Regions from separate parts of the Homo sapiens genome. Here region 2 is linked to region 1. The links are chromatin loops, found by intact Hi-C in ENCODE. Cell type or tissue: MCF 10A. All regions are shown on one strand. Each heading gives the region's core, and the rest is flanking DNA. Links, peaks and the distances in the headings are about the cores only. Region 1 holds the start of BBOX1 (gamma-butyrobetaine hydroxylase 1). Region 2 overlaps BBOX1 (gamma-butyrobetaine hydroxylase 1).

Region 1 (9,125 bases), core at 804-8,803:
GGAAGGAACATACCTCAAAATAATAAGAGCCATCTATGAAAACCACAGCCAACATCATATTGAATAGGCAAATTTGGAAACATTTCCCTTGAAATCTGGCATAAGACGTGTGTGCCCTCTCTCACCACTCCTATTCATAGTACTGGAAATCCTGGCCAGGGCAATCAGGCAACAGAAAGAAATAAAGGTATCTATACAGAAAGAGAAGAAGTCAAACTATCCTTTTTGCAGACAACATAATCTTATATCTAGAAAACTTCATAGTCTCAGCCCAAAAGCTCTTTAAGCTGATAAATAACTTCAGCAAAATCTCAGGATAAAAATAATCAGTATACCAAAATCACTAGCACTCCTATACATCAACAACAGTCAAGCTGAGAGCCAAATCAGAAACTCGATTCTATTCACAATTGCCACAAAAAGAAAAAAATACCTATGAATACAGCTAAAAGATATCTGCAAGGAGAACTACAAAACACTGCTCAAAGAAATCAGAGATGAAACAAATGAAAAAACATTCCATGCTCATGAAGAAAAACAATAAATGTCATTAAGATAGCCATAATGTCCAAAGCAATTAATAGATTCAGTGCTGTGCCTATCAAACTATTAATGGCATTCTTCACAGAACTATAGAAAATACTTTAAAATTCATATGAACCAAAAAACAGCCCTAACAGCCACGAATATCCTAAGCAAGAAGAATTGAGGAGAAGGAACTCCCTCTTCTCCAAAGCTGGAGGCATCATGCTACACAACTTTAAACTATACTATAGGGCAGCAGTAACCAAAACAGCATGGTACCAGTACAAAAACAGACAAATAGACCAGTGGAACAGAATAAAAGCCCAGAAATAAAGTGGTACACCTACAACTAGCTGATCTTCAACAAAGCTGACAAAAATAAGCAATAGGAAAAGGATTCCCTATTCAATAAATGGTGCTGGGATAACTAGCTAGCCATAAGCAGAAGATTGGAAACAATAGGAAAAGGTCTCCCTATTCAATAAATAGTGCTGGGATAACTAGCTAGTCATAAGCACAAGATTGAAAATGGATGCCTTCTTTACACCTTATACAAAAATTAACTCAAGATTAAAGACAAAAATTTAAAACTCAAGACTATAAAAACCCTGGAAGACAACCTAGGCAATACCATTCTGAACATAGGAATGGGCAAAGATTTCATGCTGAAGATGCCAAAAGCAATTACAACGAAAGCAAAAATTACAAATGGGATCTAATTAAACTAAAAAGCTTCTGGACAGCAATAGAAACTATTAACAGAGTAAACAGACAACCTATACAAATGAGAGAAAATATTTGCAAACTATGCATCTGACAAAGGTCTAATACCCAGCTTCCATAAGAAAACTTAAGCAAATTTATAAGAAAAAGCAAACTACATTAAAAAGTAGGCAAATGACATGAACACTTTTCATAAGAAGACATACATGCAGCCAAAAAGCATATGAAAAAAAGCTCAACATCACTGATCATTAGAGAAATGCAAATCAAAACCACAATGAGATATCATTTCACATCCAGTCAGAATGGCTATTGTTAAAAAGTTAAAAAAAAAAAAAAAACAGATGCTGGTGAGGTTACGGAGAAAAAGGAATGCTTATGTACTGTTGGTGGGAGTGTAAATTAGTTCAACCATAGTGCAAAACAGTTTGGTGATTCCTTAAAGACCTCAAAACAGAAATGCCATTCAACTCAGCAATCTCATTACTGAGTATATACCCAAAGGAATAATTCTATCATAAAGACAAATGCAAGCATATGTTCATTGCAGCACTATTCACATAGAAAAGACATGGAATCAACCGAAATGCCCATCAATGGTAGACTGGATAAAGAAAATGTGATACATATACACCATGGGATACTATGCAGCCATAAAAAAGGATGAGATCATATTCTTTGCAGGGACATGGCTGGAGCTGGAGGCCATTACCCTTAGCAAACTGATACAGGATAGAAAACCGAATATTGCATGTTCTCACTTATAAATGAGGGTTAAAAGATGAGAACACATGGATACACAGAAGAGAACAACAGGCACTGCATCCTATTGCAAGGTAGAGAATGGGAGGAGAGAGGGGATCAGGAAAAATAACTAATGGGTATTAGATCTAATACCTGAGTAACAAAATAATCTGTACAACAAACCCCCATGACATGAGTTTACCTATATAACAAAGCTGCATCTGTAACCTTGAACTTAAAGTAAAAAAAATTAAGGTATAGTTGGCAGGTAAAAATTATATACATTTATGGTGTACAACTTGATGTTTTAATGTATGTATATACTGTGAAATCATGAAATCAAGCTAATTAACATATCCATCACCTCATATACTTATCATTCTATGTTGTGAGGACATTTACTATCTAGCCTCTTAGCCATTTTCAAGTATATGAGATATTATTACTAACTGTAGCACAGTAGGTCTCCTGAACTTATTAATCCTATATGACTAAATTTTTGTACCTTTTGGCCATCATCTAGCCACTCCCCTGTCCTCACTCTCATGCCCTGACAACCACCATACTACTCTATGCTTCTATGAGTTTGACTTTTTTAGTTGCCACTTCTAAGTGAAATCATGCAGTGCTCATATTTCTGTGCCTGCCTTAATTCACTTAGTACGTGTCTTGCAAGCTCATCCATGTTGTCACAAATGATAAGATTTCCTTCTTTTTCAGGGCTGAATAGAATTCCATTACATACACACAAACACACACACACACACACACAGAGACACACACATAATATATTTTCTTTATCCATTCATCGATCGATGAGCCCAGGTTGATTCCCCTTATTGATTATTGTGAACAATGCTGTAATGACATTGGTCTAGGCAGTGGTTTTTTGTATATGACCCCAAACACAGGCAACAAAAGTACAAATAAATGAGGTGGCATCAAAACAAAAAGCTTTTGCACAACCAAAGCAACAGTCAACAGGGTAAAAAGATAATCTATGGAATGGGAAAAAATATTTGTAAACTATCCATCTGACAAGGAGTATCCAAAATATATAAGAAACACTCAACAGCAAACAACTCAATAGAAAAAAAATCTGATTAAAAAATAGACAAAGTATCTGAATAGACATTTCTCAAAAGAAGACATACAAATGTCCAACAGATATATAAAAAAAAATGGTCAAATCACTAATCATCATGGAAATGTAAATTAAAACGCAAACTACAATGAGAAACTACCTTACACTGTTGGAATGGCTTTCATCAAAAAGACAACAGATGAGTATTGAAGAGAATGTAGAGAAAAAGGAATCTTTGTATACTAATATGGTTTGGCTCTGTGTCCCCACCCAAATCTCATCTCAAATTGTAATCCCCATAATCCCCACATGTCAAGGGAAGGATCTGGTGGTGGGTGATTGGATCATGGGAGTGGTTTCCCCCATACTGTTCTTGTCATAGTGAGTGAGTTCTCACGAGATGTGATGCTTTTATAAGGGGCTCTTCCTTCATTCATTTGCTCTCTCTTGCCTGCCACCATGTAAGATGTGCCTTTGCTTCTCTCTTGCCTTCTTCCATGATTGTAAGTTTCCTGAGGCCTCCCCAGACATGCAGAACGATGAGTCAGTAAACTTGATAAATTACCCAGTCAGGTATGTCTTTATAGCAGTGTGAGAATAGAATAATACATACACTGTTGCTGGAAATGTAAATTGGTACAACCGTTATGGAAAACAGTATGGTGGTTCCTCAGAAAATTGAAAATAGAGCTCTCATATAATCCTGCAATCCTACCTCTGGATATATATCCAGAGGATATAGAATAAGTATGTCAAAGAGATAGCTGCACTCCCATGTTCATTTAAGAAGCTTCTTACAGTGGAGAGCAGAGTTTTGATTATTTACCTGTTTCTGAGAATCAATTCTTTATGTGCAAGTCTTTAAACTTTATTAACAGATTTACTTGTCGGTTTATTTATTGTTTGTTCTATTTAATCATTCCATTAGAAACTATTTATATCTGGCACATTCTTGTCAGCAACTTTCTTAAAGCTGAAACAGAATTTACCTAATTTATTCCAGTAATTGTTACTAAAGTACAAAGTGTAAAGGAAAAATTCATTGTGTATATTTCTGTGATGTCATGAATTATTAAAATATAATTATCTGATTGCTTTTGGCATACTTATAACTTCAGTTACCGTGGGTTTAAGATGCTGGTCACATTTATGACGGCACCCACATATACACACCCTCCTCTCATACATGGAAAACAAAACCTGCTGTTGTTTTCACTGGCCAGTGGGTGTCAGTAATTTGACCTGGAGACTTGGGGGAAGAAAGGAGGAAAGTGGAAAAGAGGTTCCTTTCTTCAGATGCAGGGAAACAGTTTAAATTTTATTGTTAAAGGATCTGAAAAAACATCGTTTAGGGAGGGGATGCTGACATTCTGGAAGGGGAGATTTCCCATAAAGGAGGCCACCAGACAGTTGGGCTGCATTTTCTCTCTGTGTGGCTACCTCTTGTTCTTTTTTGACTGAGTCTCACTCACAGCCCTGCGAATCCTTCGGGCAAGAAGCAACAAGTTGCAGGCTGCTTCTACATCTGCCTAGGAAGAGGGTGTTAGGTGGGAGGAGGGCAGATGACTCAAGCGTCTCTCTCCTGGACCTTAGTTTCCACCTGTAGACTTTCTTTTAATGTAATCTAGACTCTGTTAGGACCTAGGACCTGAGACCAGTCCAACAGGGTCTCCCCCACACTGGGCACTCTCCAAGAGTATGCCTGGCAGTCAGGCTCTGAATGCTGGCATGCTGCCTATTCTGGCCTTTCCCTTTTGTTGCCCTAAGGGCTGTGTGTTGTGAATCAAATCACTGGGCAACCAAGTACCTTCAAAAACAGCCCCAAGCTCTCTGGAAACTACTTCCTATTCCAGCCAAAATTGCAGAGAAAGGAGGGCATCAAGCTTAGGGGACCAATCCCTGTCTTTCTACCAGTCCCTGATAACTACTCAAGCTCCCTTTAAAGAGGCTCATATTGGAATACTCTGTTGACAAGTAGATACCACTTCACCTCTGCTAGGGTGAGCGCTGGTAGCTCCTCCCTGTTAAATGCCCATCTCAATGCCTCTGCCCTAAGTGAGTTGTGCAATAAATGAGCTGTCACTCTGAACAGGTGGGAAAGAAGTGAACTGCTTGTTCACTTGCTGCTGTTGCCACTGCTGGTACAGAAATAGAAGGTAAGACAGGTGAGAACTGCTTTTCCTTCTATCAAGAAAGATTCCAAACTGAGGCAATGCTTTGCATTGAGTCCTGGGGTTTTGTGGTTTTGGGAACCAACAGTACTCAAAGTATTTTCTCTTGCTAACTGCTTCCCCTCTAGGCCATAAAGCCTCTTTTCTTTCTTTTTTTTTTTTTTTTTTAAAAAAAACACAGCACAAAAAAACAAAGACAAAAAACCTCCAAGCTCCCTTCAGTAGTTGCTACACCTTCAGATTGAGACATCCTTCCTCATTTACAAACCTCAGCTGTGTCTGGGGGCAGGGCCACAGTGAAACTGCCAGGAGCAAAAAGGCTTCCAAGAAAAAGTACCACATCAGATTGGAAACTGGGGACAGATCATTCCTGGGATGTGACGGGCACCAGAATGCTCCCTCTCCAAAGGATCTAAGGACCAAAGCTGACAGTTTCTTTACTTGGTAAGTTTTGGGTGGTTTGCTGTGTAAAGCATATCTGAGAACAGGTATGATTGAGCTCATCTTCCTTTTCTCCTTATTGCAAGGGTTTGTGAATTCAAGTCTGTGGACTGAGGTGGTGGGGAGCATCCAATTAGAACTCCATTCACATGTAGCTCACAGTCATGTGGGCTGTGCTGGGGATGGTCCATCAAGCATTTAGAATAGGCTTGGTTTTGGAATGCAGTGGATCTGATTGCTTCTTGGCAGCTTCTCTTTCCCAATTATGTTTGGCTTAGTCTGATAGTCAAATTACTTTATAATCCCTAAGCTGATCCAGAAAGTAAACAGAAGAGACAGAGAGAACGCTGTCTAAAAAGAGACTGGGGATGGGGCAAGGAGGATTCTGGTTGGATTTTCAAAATGTTCCCTGAATAATCCACAACCCATCCCAAAGAATGGTGACTGCATATGATACCCTAGCTCTTTGTTAAGCTCAAAAAGCTGACTATAACATGCCTCTTTAAAATGCTGGCCAATTAAAGCCACTATGCACATCTTCAATTGTTTTGTTCCCTTAACGAAGCTCAAGAAGGTATATTACAGGTATGGATTTGATTAAAAACGTAAGGTTTCTCATAATGAATATATGTTCTGGTTTAAATAATTTAGAAATTTTCCTAAAATCTAAACCCAGTACTTTGCATTACATCAGAAAACAAAGCCTTGATAATTTGATTTCCAATCTGAAAATGGTGATTCCACTAAAGTGAAGCTAAAGTTTTCCTTTGTATAATTTACAAATGAAGTGTTTGCATGAAATTTAATGCCTTAAGCAAGACAGGCAGAATTGTGAACCTATTTTAGAGAATGCACTGGTTTTTCTAATGGCATTATTTTTGTTGTTATTGTTGCTGAGATGGGGTCTTGCTCTGTCATCCAGGCTGGAATGCAGTGATGCAATCACAGCCCACTGTAATCTCAAACTCTTGGGTTCAAGCGATTCTCCTGTCTTAACCTCCCAAGTAACTCAGAGTATGTGTATGCACCACCATGCCTGCCTAATTTTCTTTTGTAGATATGGGGGTCTCACTATATTGTCCAGGCTGGTCTCAAATTCCTGGCCTCAAACAATCCTTCTGCTCCGGCCTCCCAAAGTGCTGGGATTACAGGCCACTGTACCTGGCTTCTAATTGCTTTATAGAATTCATTATTCACATGAGAATATATTCACAAATTGTTAAGTATCTCAGCCACTTATTAAACCAAGTTTAAAAATAATAATAATAACCATTTTATAATTTTAAAAAGATTTCAAGTTGAAGAACCTTAGGTAGCAGGTGTCTTGAGTAGAGTATGTATGTACTCAAATGATGTCAAACTGCAGGCACTACAAATATTGTCTGGTCAACCTCCACCTTACCAAGTAAAAATTAATTGATTTTGTTATTTAAAGGTTAAAATATAAAATAATAACAATGTAGTTAAGCCTTCATGGTGTAATGTCTAGAAAACTTCTTGCCCTTTCTCTCCAAAGCTGAAATGCCAGATGGTGAGGTTAATTAACACACAACAATCTTGAGATTTAGCTACTAATTTTTTATTTTTATTTATTTATTTTTTTTTTGAGACGGAGTCTCACTCTGTCGCCCAGGCTGGAGTGCAGTGGCGCGATCTCGGCTCACTGCAAGCTCCGCCTCCCGGGTTCACGCCATTCTCCTGCCTCAGCCTCCTGAGTAGCTGGGACTACAGGCGCCCGCCACCACGCCCGGCTAACTTTTTGTATTTTTAGTAGAGACGGGGTTTCACCGTGTTAGCCAAGGTGGTCTCGATTTCCTGACCTCGTGATCCACCCACCTCAGCCTCCCAAAGTGCTGGGATTACAGGCATGAGCCACCACACCCTGTCCTAATTTTTTTTAAGTTATACTTTTAAGTGCTGGGGTACATGTGCAGAATGTGCACGTTTGGGGTACATGTGCAGAATGTGCAGGTTTGGGGTACACGTGCAGAATGTGCAGGTATACACATGCCATGGTGGTTTGCTGCACCTATCAACGCGTCATCTACATTGAATACCCTTTATTTCTTTCTCTTGACTAATTGCCCTAGCATTTCTCCTAATGGTATCCCTCCCCTAGCCCCCTACCCCGCCACAGGCCCTGGTATGTGATGTTCCCCTCCCTGTGTCCATGTGTTCTCATTGTTCAAGTCCCACTTATGAGTGAGAACATGCAGTATTTGGTCTTCTGTTCTTGTGATAGTTTGCTGAGAATGATGGCTTCCAGCTTCCTCCATGTCCCTGCGGAGGACATGAACTCATCCTTTTTTATGGCTGCATAGTATTCCATGGTGTATATATGCCACATTTTCTTTATCCAGTCTATCATTGATGAGCATTTGAGTTGGTTCCAAGTCTTTGCCATTGTGAACAGTGCTGTAATAAACATACATGTGCACGTGTCTTTATAGTAGAATGATTTATAATCCTTTGGGTGTATACGCAGTAATGGGATTGCTGGGTCAAATGGTATTCCTGGTTCTAGATCCTTGAGGAATTGCCACACTGTCTTCCACAATGTTTGAACTACTTTATATTCCCACCAACAGTGTAAAAGTGTTCCTATTTCTCCACATCCTCTCTAGCATCTGTTGTTTCCTGACTTTTTAATGATCACCATTCTAACTGACATGAGATGGTATCTCATTGTGGTTTTGATTTGCATTTGTCTAATGACTAGTGACGATGAGCTTTTCTTCATATGTTTGTTGGCTGCATAAATGTCTTCTTTTGAGAAGTGTCTGTTCATATCTTTTGCCCATTTTTGATGGGTTTTTTTTTCTTGTAAATTTGTTGAAGTTCTTTGTAGATTCTGGATATTAGACCTTTGTCAGATGGATAGATTGCAAAAATTTTCTCCCATTCGGTAGGTTGTCTATTCACTCTGATGATAGTTCTGCTGTGCAGAAGCTCTTTAGTTTAATTAGATCCAGTTTGTCAATTTGGGCTTTTGTTGCCCTTGCTTTTGGTGTTTTAGTCATGAAGTCTTTGCCCATGCTTATGTCCTGAATGATATTGCCTAGGTTTTCTTCTAGGGTTTTTATGGTTTTAGGTCTTGCGTTTAAGTCTTTAATCCATCTTTAGTTAATTTTTGGATAAGGTGTAAGGAATGGATCCAGTTTCAGCTTTCTACATATGGCTAGCCAGTTTTCCCAACACCATTTATTAAATAGGAAATCCTTTCCCCATTGCTTGTTTTTGTCAGGTTTGTCAAAGATCAGATGGTTATAGATGTATGGCATTATTTCTGAGGCCTCTGTTTTGTTCCATTGGTCTATCTGTTTTTGCACCAGTACCATGCTGTTTTGGTTACTGTGGCCTTGTAGTATAGTCTGAAGTCAGGTAGCATGATGCCTCCAGCTTTGTCTTTTTGCTTAGGATTGTCTTGGCTATGTGGG
Region 2 (9,125 bases), core at 560-8,559, 84 kb after region 1:
CACAGGGGGTGATTCAGAAATTGTAGATGGGTTTAATGTGTGCCAAAAACTAAAGAAAAATAATCCTCAGGCATTCCAGATTTTGTCCTCTACCTTTGTGGACTTTACAGACATTGGAGTGGATTACTGTGATTTTTCTGTACAATCAAAACATAAAATTATAGAGTAAGTACTATTTATAAATTTCCCATAGCAATAAAAGAATTGACAACAAAAGATCCACTAATCTAAAGTTTAAACAGCACAAAACTTCAACGAACTTCAGAGCTTTATTTTTATTAACATTTCACCCAATTTTAGAGTGATAGTATTTTCACCATAAAAGTTTTTATTAAATTACATAAAATTTATCCCTAATCAGTATTAGAGGAAAAGTAACTAAGATTTCACGTATACTTCATTTTTAGAATATAAGTTCTACATAGCTATAATCAATGTGATTATACTAGTTAGAAGGCTTTTGGCCAGAAGTGAAAGAATATAACTCAAAATAGGTTGATCCCAAGAGTTAAACAATGTCATGTGATATTGGTCTCTTTTTTCTTCTTAGCTTTGCCATCTTCTATGTTAGCTTTATTTTTCAAAGATGATCAGCAGAAGCTCCAAGATTTCATTTTCCTTACAGCTAGTAATCACACCACAAACAATGCTTTTACTTCCCAATAAAGCTAGATGACTCAATCCCTAATTTCTGTCCAAGTCTATCCCTGAATCAATCATCATGGCCAGTGGGTTAGAGAATTCTGATTGTCCATGCCTGGATCACATGTTCAACTCTGGAGCAGGGTCAGCCTCATCTGAATCACACGGACTGAGAATGAAACAGGGAGGCTCCCCAAAGAGATACTAAGCCAACAAAGATCATATATTACCTACACAGAACATTTTGTATTCTCCCTTTCTTTTTATTTAATATTATTTTATTATAATTTTTCCAAGTACCTACAAAGGCCACAAATTCATCTTTTTATTTGCAAATTAACTTACATTTTGTTTCTACAACAGTTTATTTAATTATACCTCGATTAATTTTGGTAGGGGGGTATAATTTTAGAATTTTAGAATTGAGTTTAAATTTTTCTATTAAGAGAAACAGCCAAATGGTATGAAAATAAACTCATTTAGAAAATAATTAAATCCCCAGTACATTCATTTATTCATTCAACAAATATTTATTGAGGCCAGCCACTTTTCTTGGTACTTGGAATACATCAGTGGACAAAACAAAGATCTCTCCCCTCATATAGCTTATACTCTAATGGGGGAAGGGAAATTTTAAAGATTTTTAAACAGATGAGTAAATTATAATAAAAGTTAAAAATTATTAAATGCTTAAGAAAAAAAGGAAGAGCATAGCAAGATAAGGGGAATCTGTAGGGCTTAGCAAGGACGGAAATTGCATTATTAAAGAGCGTGGTGAGGGAAAGCTTTACTGAGATTTGAGCAAACACTTAAACGAGTGATGGAGTTTTCAGAAGAGAAGCAGTTTCCCGAAACTGCTAGACCAAAAGTTCTAAAAGGGTCCTAAGGACATGTCTGGAGTGTTCAAGGAACATCAAGGAGACCAGTGTGACTGGAACAGAGTGAAGGATGCAAGTATTAGGGGAGGAAGTCAGGTAGGGACAAGTTCCTGTAGAGTCTTGTTAGCAAATTATAACAGTAACATTTACTCTGAGTGAAGTAAGAAGTTGCTGCAAGATCCTGATCAAAGGAAAGACTTTGATATTTATGTAAATTTAGTTATATTTTAAATGGGTCACCCTGACTGCTAGAAAGAGCAAGGATAGTAGCGGGAAGACCAGCTAGGAAGCTACTGCATGACTCCAGGCTAGCAATGGTGGTGCCTTGAACATGAGTGGCTAGAGTGACAGCAGTGGTGGTGTGGAGAAGGATCAGTTTTTGGTTACATTTTGCATGTATAAACAGATTGTTTTCGTGAAAGATTGGAGGAAGTGTCTGAGAAAAAGATAGACGTCAAGAATGAAATTCTAGTCCAGAATAAACCTGAGACGTTTTCTAAGAATTCACTCATCAAGGTGAAAAGGAAATAACTTGAGACCCTTAGTTATAATGTGACAGTTTTAACTAGTCAAATATTAACTTAAAAATTCATGACAAATCAAAATTTTGTTAAGACACAATACGATTACAGATTCTGCAAGGCTAGTGAACAGAGGCAAGAAACATAGCTATAGATAAGATTAACTGAATGTCCACCATGTGGCTCATGACTTGGCTTTGATATTTTCTGTAGTAAAATTTCAAAATTTGGCCATGTGTGAGGTCTCAGGAATAGCCCCTAGAGAATAAATATCAAGTGGTTAACATTAATTCACTTAAAAGTATATTTTCAACAACAGGAAATGAAACAGAGCGTTCTCAGTTAACAGAGGGCCTCCATCTCCTAAGTGTTTGGGTTAATTTAATTTTCTTTGTGGTTAAATCCTTAAATTTTTATGTCCTAGTACAAAAATGTCTTTTATGCTGCTGACTGAATTACTTATAATTCAGTACAAAGAAAAATAAATCAATAAAGAAACAAGCAAAATTAATGACGGTGAGACTCAGCTATCCTATCAACTACACATTCAATCACGTAAATTCAAGTCTTTTACTTGCCAGCTGTGTAATCTCTCATGTGATTATTTACCCTTGCTGATCCACAGTATATTTTCCAGTTAAAAAAACGAAAACAAAAAATACTGCCACACATGATTGAAGTAGGAATTGCAGAGTTAATATATGGAAGCCCCTACTATTGTGCCTAGTTTAGAAAATGCAGAATACATTTTAGCTAGTTATAATATGCATGAAGTCCAACACACTTACTGGGGGGAGATTTCTATTTCAGGTCTGAATTTCTAGAAACCAAAGCAAACAGAGACTATAATCAGTTATAAGACAAGATGCTTTCGAAGTCCGAAATAAATTTTTCCTGCAGATCCTCATAAATTATGACATGGTAGACAACACTGTAGTAGTATTCCCACAACAAATACAACAAGTTCCATAAAACATTGTATCTATCAATGAGACATAATGCTGTCACTAATGAGGAGTATTCACAACACAAACTGTGGAAGATCATTTTAAAAGTCCTTTCTTTGGTTTTTTTTTTGTTGTTGTTGGCATCATTGATAATGTTTTGCTTTTGCTGGTTCACTGCCACTATGTTGTTGGTTTAAGTTTAATTAATTTGTCCTTTATGTATAGCGAATGTATAGCCAGTTACTCCCATCTTTTGTGGCTTTTTACCTTTCCTCAGCATGCAAACTTACATTAGACCCTGCTGTTCTGTTATAAGGCATCAAATTTCTTGCTAACCTTCAATTTTTCATTTTAGGTTGGTCTTCAAGGTACCAGCTACCCATCTCCTCTAACATTCTTCAATCCTCAGAATAATGTCCCCTCTATATCTTACAACAAAATTTGCTTTCCATTCCCCTATTATTGCTGAGAATGCTAAATAATACATTTGTGTCTTGTTTTCTCAGATAAACAGTAGGTAAAAGAAAGCAGGGACTGTGTTACACTATAACACACACAAAAAGTTGATTACTTTTCTATATAGGTGAACTCTTAAAAATGAAAGCCTAATCTAGTATACCATGAGGCATCCAATTCTGATTTTCATTACATTTATTAATCACAAAGTTCATTTCACTGATACATGAGGATATACCCAAGGACTCTAGAATAGTTAGCTCATAATTAGCATAACCATTCAAATCAAGGAGCTATGGTAATAGTGGAAGAAAAGTAAAGCAGATCTTGAGGGTGACTGAAACAGACGACCCCCCCAGAAGTTCCAAAGTCATGACATCCCTTGGCGGATGACACAGAGGATAATGTTATATGTACAGAACACATAACAAGAAAAAAAAAGAGGAAAGTGGGTCAGAAGCAGTAGGGCTAGAATCTTGCAGTTAATATCAAAAGGCAAATGGCCTCAGACACTGTGACAGAGGTCTGAAACCAGCAGCATGAACTCTAAGGGGGTAATTGAAAGGTCGTGTAGTCTCTGTACCACTAAATCCTAGAGGTACACAGTCTTTTCTACTGACTTCCCTTCCATCTGATTCTTTGTACATAAAGCTGTATCCAAAAGGCTCAGAATTCTTGATTTATGTGAAAGCATGTGGAAGCAGGTAGGGTACTCCATTACCTAGTGAGTCACATTTGTATTGTTATTAATACATGCAAATCTATGTTTTAAGAGTCTAAGAGCCTTTTTGAAAGCCTGTTCCTTCCTTTTACTTCTTTCCCAGTGTGGGTTCAATAGGTAGTTTTAAGGCCTTACCCAATAAGCAAAGAATTGGTGCTAATCACCAACTGTTGAGTTTACCATTACAATTGCCGTTTGGCTCAGAGCCACCATGCACAAGGGGCCCTGATCATCACAATTTGTACTTCACTGTCAATGGCATCTTTCCCCATTTGTTGATAATATTCACTAAATGTAACCCAGACCCCAAACCAGGGTCACCAAACCCAGGTGTATGTGTGTTTGGTCTGACCGACCAAGCCTTGGCCCTGGTCAGTTGTTGGCTCTCATTAGCACTTCCTGCACTTGTCCTTCTAGGATGCTGCTCCCAGGAGTAATCCTAGGTACTTTGCCACCATCCTTGGTCACCTTCAGTTTGCATGCATTCATCCTGTTTCTACCTAAAGAAAAGATAAAGTTGACTGACACTTTAAGATCGTCTGAAGGTCCACCTTCCCAATAAGCTACAAAAGAGTTTCCTCTTTTTGCCTCTGTATCTGGGTGATGTTCATGTCTTGCTAATTATAACCACCAAAGCTCAAATCTAAGAAATAATGTGCTTTCCTTATTTATTTATTAATTTATTTTTTTGAGACAGAGTCATATTCTGTTTTCCATGCTGGAGTGTCGTGGTGCGATCTCCGCTCACTGCAACCTCTGCCACCTAGGTTCAAGCAGGTGCCTGCCACCACACCCAAGTAGCTGGGATTACAAGCATGGGCCACCATGCCCAGCTTTTTATTTTTTCTGTACTTTTAATAGAGACAGGGTTTTGCCATGTTGGCCAGGCTGTCCTCGAGCTCCTGACCTCAACTGCCTCGCCCACCTTGGCCTCCCAAGGGAGGCAGGGATTACAGGTGTGAGCCACCGTGCCCGGCCTTCTTTCTTTATATTAAATGCTGTATTATCTTACATTGGCATGGTCATAATCCATATTTTGAGAAAGAGAATAGAGATCACAACATTAAGAGCTCTCAAATTACTAAAAATAAAAACCTTAGTGCCCTCCCAAGGTACTAAAAAATATAGAGAGTGATATGTGCAACAAACATTTATTAACTGTCTGTTATGTCCAGGCTCTATGTTGAGTGCTAGGAATACAACATTAAATGAGATACAGCACCATCTTCTGGAAGACTCAATACTAAGATAGGTAGGATGAGTAAATAGATAGAAAGAATATACCTCAGGCTAGTCCCTTCTTTTCTCATGCTTTGGTTTTCCCACCTGTAAACTAAGGATTGAATTAGAATCATGCATTTCAAACTATTTAAAAAATAGAATTTTCTTCCCATCATACCCTCAAATAAAACCATCATACTTAGAACCTTAATAAATGAAACACATAGAACAATTGACCTATAAATTTGTAACATGAAAGGATTTTAATACCTGTTTCAAATAACAAAGAATGAATGACTTTAACTAAGCATAACAAAATTTTTAACTTGAATCTCTCAGTAATACTTATTTTAATTTAAGTTGAGTTCTCCTGGTACTGAGGTAGTAAGATTTAGAAAAAAAATCTAAATGAATGAATGAAAAAAAAGAGAATACATTGCACCACAGGTAGCCTTAATATCTTCTGTACATGTATTTGGATTTTTTAATATGGTGTTTCAAAAATATATTTGAAGAGGAATTGACTCTTATCAATGTAAATAGATATTTCATGAATTATATATTAATTTTTTCTCTTAATAAAACAGGTTAGATGATAAAGGCCAAGTGGTTCGCATCAACTTCAATAACGCAACTAGGGACACAATATTTGATGTGCCTGTTGAAAGAGTTCAGCCTTTTTATGCTGCTCTGAAGGAGTTTGTTGACCTCATGAACAGCAAAGAATCCAAGTTTACCTTCAAGATGAATCCAGGTCAGTGAATACATTTTCTCAAATAACCAAAAGCATGGATTTTCTTCAACCTTAACCACCTAGAATTATATCCAGAGCAGTTTTTCTCAGGTATGGCATGTAGAACACCAACAACAGAATCTTGGTGAGCAACTGACTTGCTTATGTAGTGGACTCGTGGCCCTCATTGAGGTTTATGCTTAATTATTTTATCCTGATAAACAAATAGAAATATCCTCATGATTCTTACTCTAACACACACAAGTGATGCTTACTCATTAGGCTTTACTAGTGGAGACAGTACTACCTGAAATAAAGTAGTACCTAAAGTATTCCAGTTACTTGAGATAAAAAAAGCAGAAAGCATTATATTTTTTCTGGACCATCTCTACTCAGTAAAGTGCCATCAAACCTGAGGCTTTTGGCATCTACAATAAAAGGTGTAATTTCTCTCTGCTGTCGGTTTGGCCAGATGGAAGATTCTTTTCCTTTGTATATATTTTTAATTGATCTTTGGTATAATAAGTTAATAGGAATCTCCATAAATCCACTGCCATGCAGTCACAGCAGGTTAATTTTAAAAATGGCAACATGTAAAATGAAAACATTATAGGGGGAAAAAATACAAAAAATACAAGTTAGAATCCAAGCTTCGACTATTTAATGGCAGTGTAGTTTTGGGTAAATTCCTCAATTTTTTAAAGCTTCGGTTTCTTCATGTGTGAAAAGATGAGAGAATACTTTCTTTTCAGGATTCTTATGAGGCTTAGAAATAATGTGGCATAAAATACTAGGCACACAGAAGACAAACTAAGAATTTCACTATCCTTTTTATTTTCTGAAGCTGTTAAACTGAGAAGAAACATTTCTTTTTTTTCTTTTTTTTTTTTTTTTGAGACGGAGTCTTGCTCTGTCGCCCAGGCTGGAGTACAGTGGCGTGATCTCGGCTCACTGCAAGCTCCGCCTCCCGGGTTCACGCCATTCTCCTGCCTCAGCCTCCTGAGTATCTGGGACTACAGGCACTGCCACCACGCCTGGCTAATTTTTTCTATTTTTAGTAGAGACAGGGTTTCACCATGTTAGCCAGGATGGTCTAGATCTGCTGACCTCGTGATCCGCCCACCTCGGCCTCCCAAAGTGCCGGGATTACAGGCGTGAGCCACCGCGCCCGGCAGAAGAAACATTTCTAATGAGGTATCGATCAGTCAAAACGATACAGATGTTTTACACAGAGATAATATTTTAAATAAGAATGATTAAAATACCTTCAGGAGACTACCAGGCTAGGTAGTTTAATTGTCATAAGGTCTAAAGCAGTTTGCATCCAGTGGCCTGATTTGTGTGGAAAAGTAAATGTGCAGTTTCATGTAAAGAAATAAGCGATGATTCTTGATGTGAACCAAGCAGCAGCTGTGTTTTGCATGTTACATTTTCTAGCTCTGTAAGTCATTTAAACACACAATTATTCATATTGGAAAAAATCTTTTCTTTAGGTGATGTGATTACTTTTGATAACTGGCGCTTACTTCATGGCCGACGTAGCTATGAAGCAGGAACTGAGATATCCCGCCATCTAGAAGGAGCTTATGCTGACTGGGATGTGGTCATGTCAAGGCTTCGTATCTTAAGGCAGAGGGTGGAGAATGGAAACTGAAGTCACCTGTAGATAATTTTAATAAGATTCCAATGACCATATTTTGTGAGATATGGCACATTATTCACAGACCATGATCTTTGTGATTTACATATAATTTCCTTAACAATGAACATGTAACTTCTCTCACAAGAGTACTCTTTACTTTGTAATCATATACAATGTCAACTTTTTAGATGTTTCACCACTCTTTTGCAAATAAAGCATCCTTTCTGCTCTGTTGCATGCCTGCTCTAATTTCTTTTGCCCATATATGAGTATCTCCAGAATGTCTACAAATAGTTTTTGTAGCAAATGAAAATTTCTTCAAATAAGCCTTTTGTTTCAAATAAAACTTGTCTCAAAACATGCTTCTACCCTGTTGCCTATAGGATCTCATTTTCCAAGACTGCACACGACCATCTTTAGCATGCTTGGAAAAGGTTTTATATTTCCAAAGATCTGTTTTATGCACTTTTATTATAGAATTCTTTTATCCAAATTTCCAGACCTTGCCAATTTAGTGATTCCAACATTTTCTTTTACTACCTAAATTATGACATCTAAACAAAGCATGATTAATAAAGAGAAAATCTAGTCTCACTTTTTTTTTTTTTTTTTTTTTTTTTAGACAGAGTTTCACTCTTGTTGCCAAGGCTGGAGTGCAATGGCGCTATCTCAGATCACTGCAACCTCCACCTCCGGGGTTGAAGCAACTCTCCTGCCTAAGCCTCCTGGGTAGCTGGGATTACAGGTGCCTGCCACCGCACCCAGCGAATTTTTTGTGTTTTTAGTAGAGACAGGATTTCACCATGTTGGCCTGGCTGATCTCAAACTCTTGACCTCAGGTGATCCACCGGCCTCAACCTCCCAAAGTGCTGGGCTTACAGGAGTGAGCCACTGCACTCAGCCTCGTCTAATTTTATCTTGTCCCAAATAAATACTCCCAACCGCTGTCAGCATTGCTTCCATGTGTCTACGAATCAGATCTCCTCATTTCTTGTTTTTGACTAACAACTGGACAAGGTAAAACCAAGAGACAGGTACTACTTATGAATAACACGATGTCTGCAAATCTCTGGACAGCTTTCCCTGCTGGTCCCAGCTTCCTCCATAGTCACTGCCTTGCCCTAGTGATGGAACACAGGTGTCACTGCCAGCAATGGAATTCCTATTCTTATTGAATCCAGTCTCTCTCTATCCCTGCCAAGAAGACTTAGCATTACCATTTGCTGAAATCCTGGTAGTTCATAGATTTTTGGACCTAATCAAGCTTCCTGTTCGAAAAGTCTTAATTATTGCCACCACTGCAGAGCTCTCTACTTGTTGCCTCCAGACCAAGTAGAAAACATTACTTCCATTGTTGTTTTGAC

What was found. A loop is a pair of places that touch in the nucleus more often than their neighbours do. Peaks named below come from ENCODE experiments on the same cell type or tissue, not always from the same donor. Only the 100,000 strongest peaks of a DNase experiment are listed, where the experiment ranks them.
Region 2: it touches region 1 in a loop (5-fold over the local background); 2 of 110 quality-filtered maps call a loop at or near these places.

The regions. Positions count from the first base shown.
Region 1 is chr11:27,035,788-27,044,912 of GRCh38, forward strand. BBOX1 (gamma-butyrobetaine hydroxylase 1) reads left to right here and starts at 5,028. Exons shown (of 9, transcript NM_003986.3): 1 at 5,028-5,241; 2 at 5,429-5,691. In MCF 10A, for the core only: a CTCF peak has its summit at 4,280 (motif pointing right); DNase peaks (open chromatin) are centred at 4,704, 5,144 and 5,514.
Region 2 is chr11:27,119,681-27,128,805 of GRCh38, forward strand. BBOX1 (gamma-butyrobetaine hydroxylase 1) reads left to right here. Exons shown (of 9, transcript NM_003986.3): 7 at 1-165; 8 at 5,974-6,140; 9 at 7,613-8,129. The coding sequence ends at 7,773. All of the region lies in intron 3 of BBOX1-AS1 (BBOX1 antisense RNA 1), which reads right to left. Among named protein-coding and RNA genes, the nearest start is that of BBOX1, 83 kb to the left of the region's middle. In MCF 10A, for the core only: a CTCF peak has its summit at 5,376 (motif pointing left); no DNase peak of the experiment used is centred there.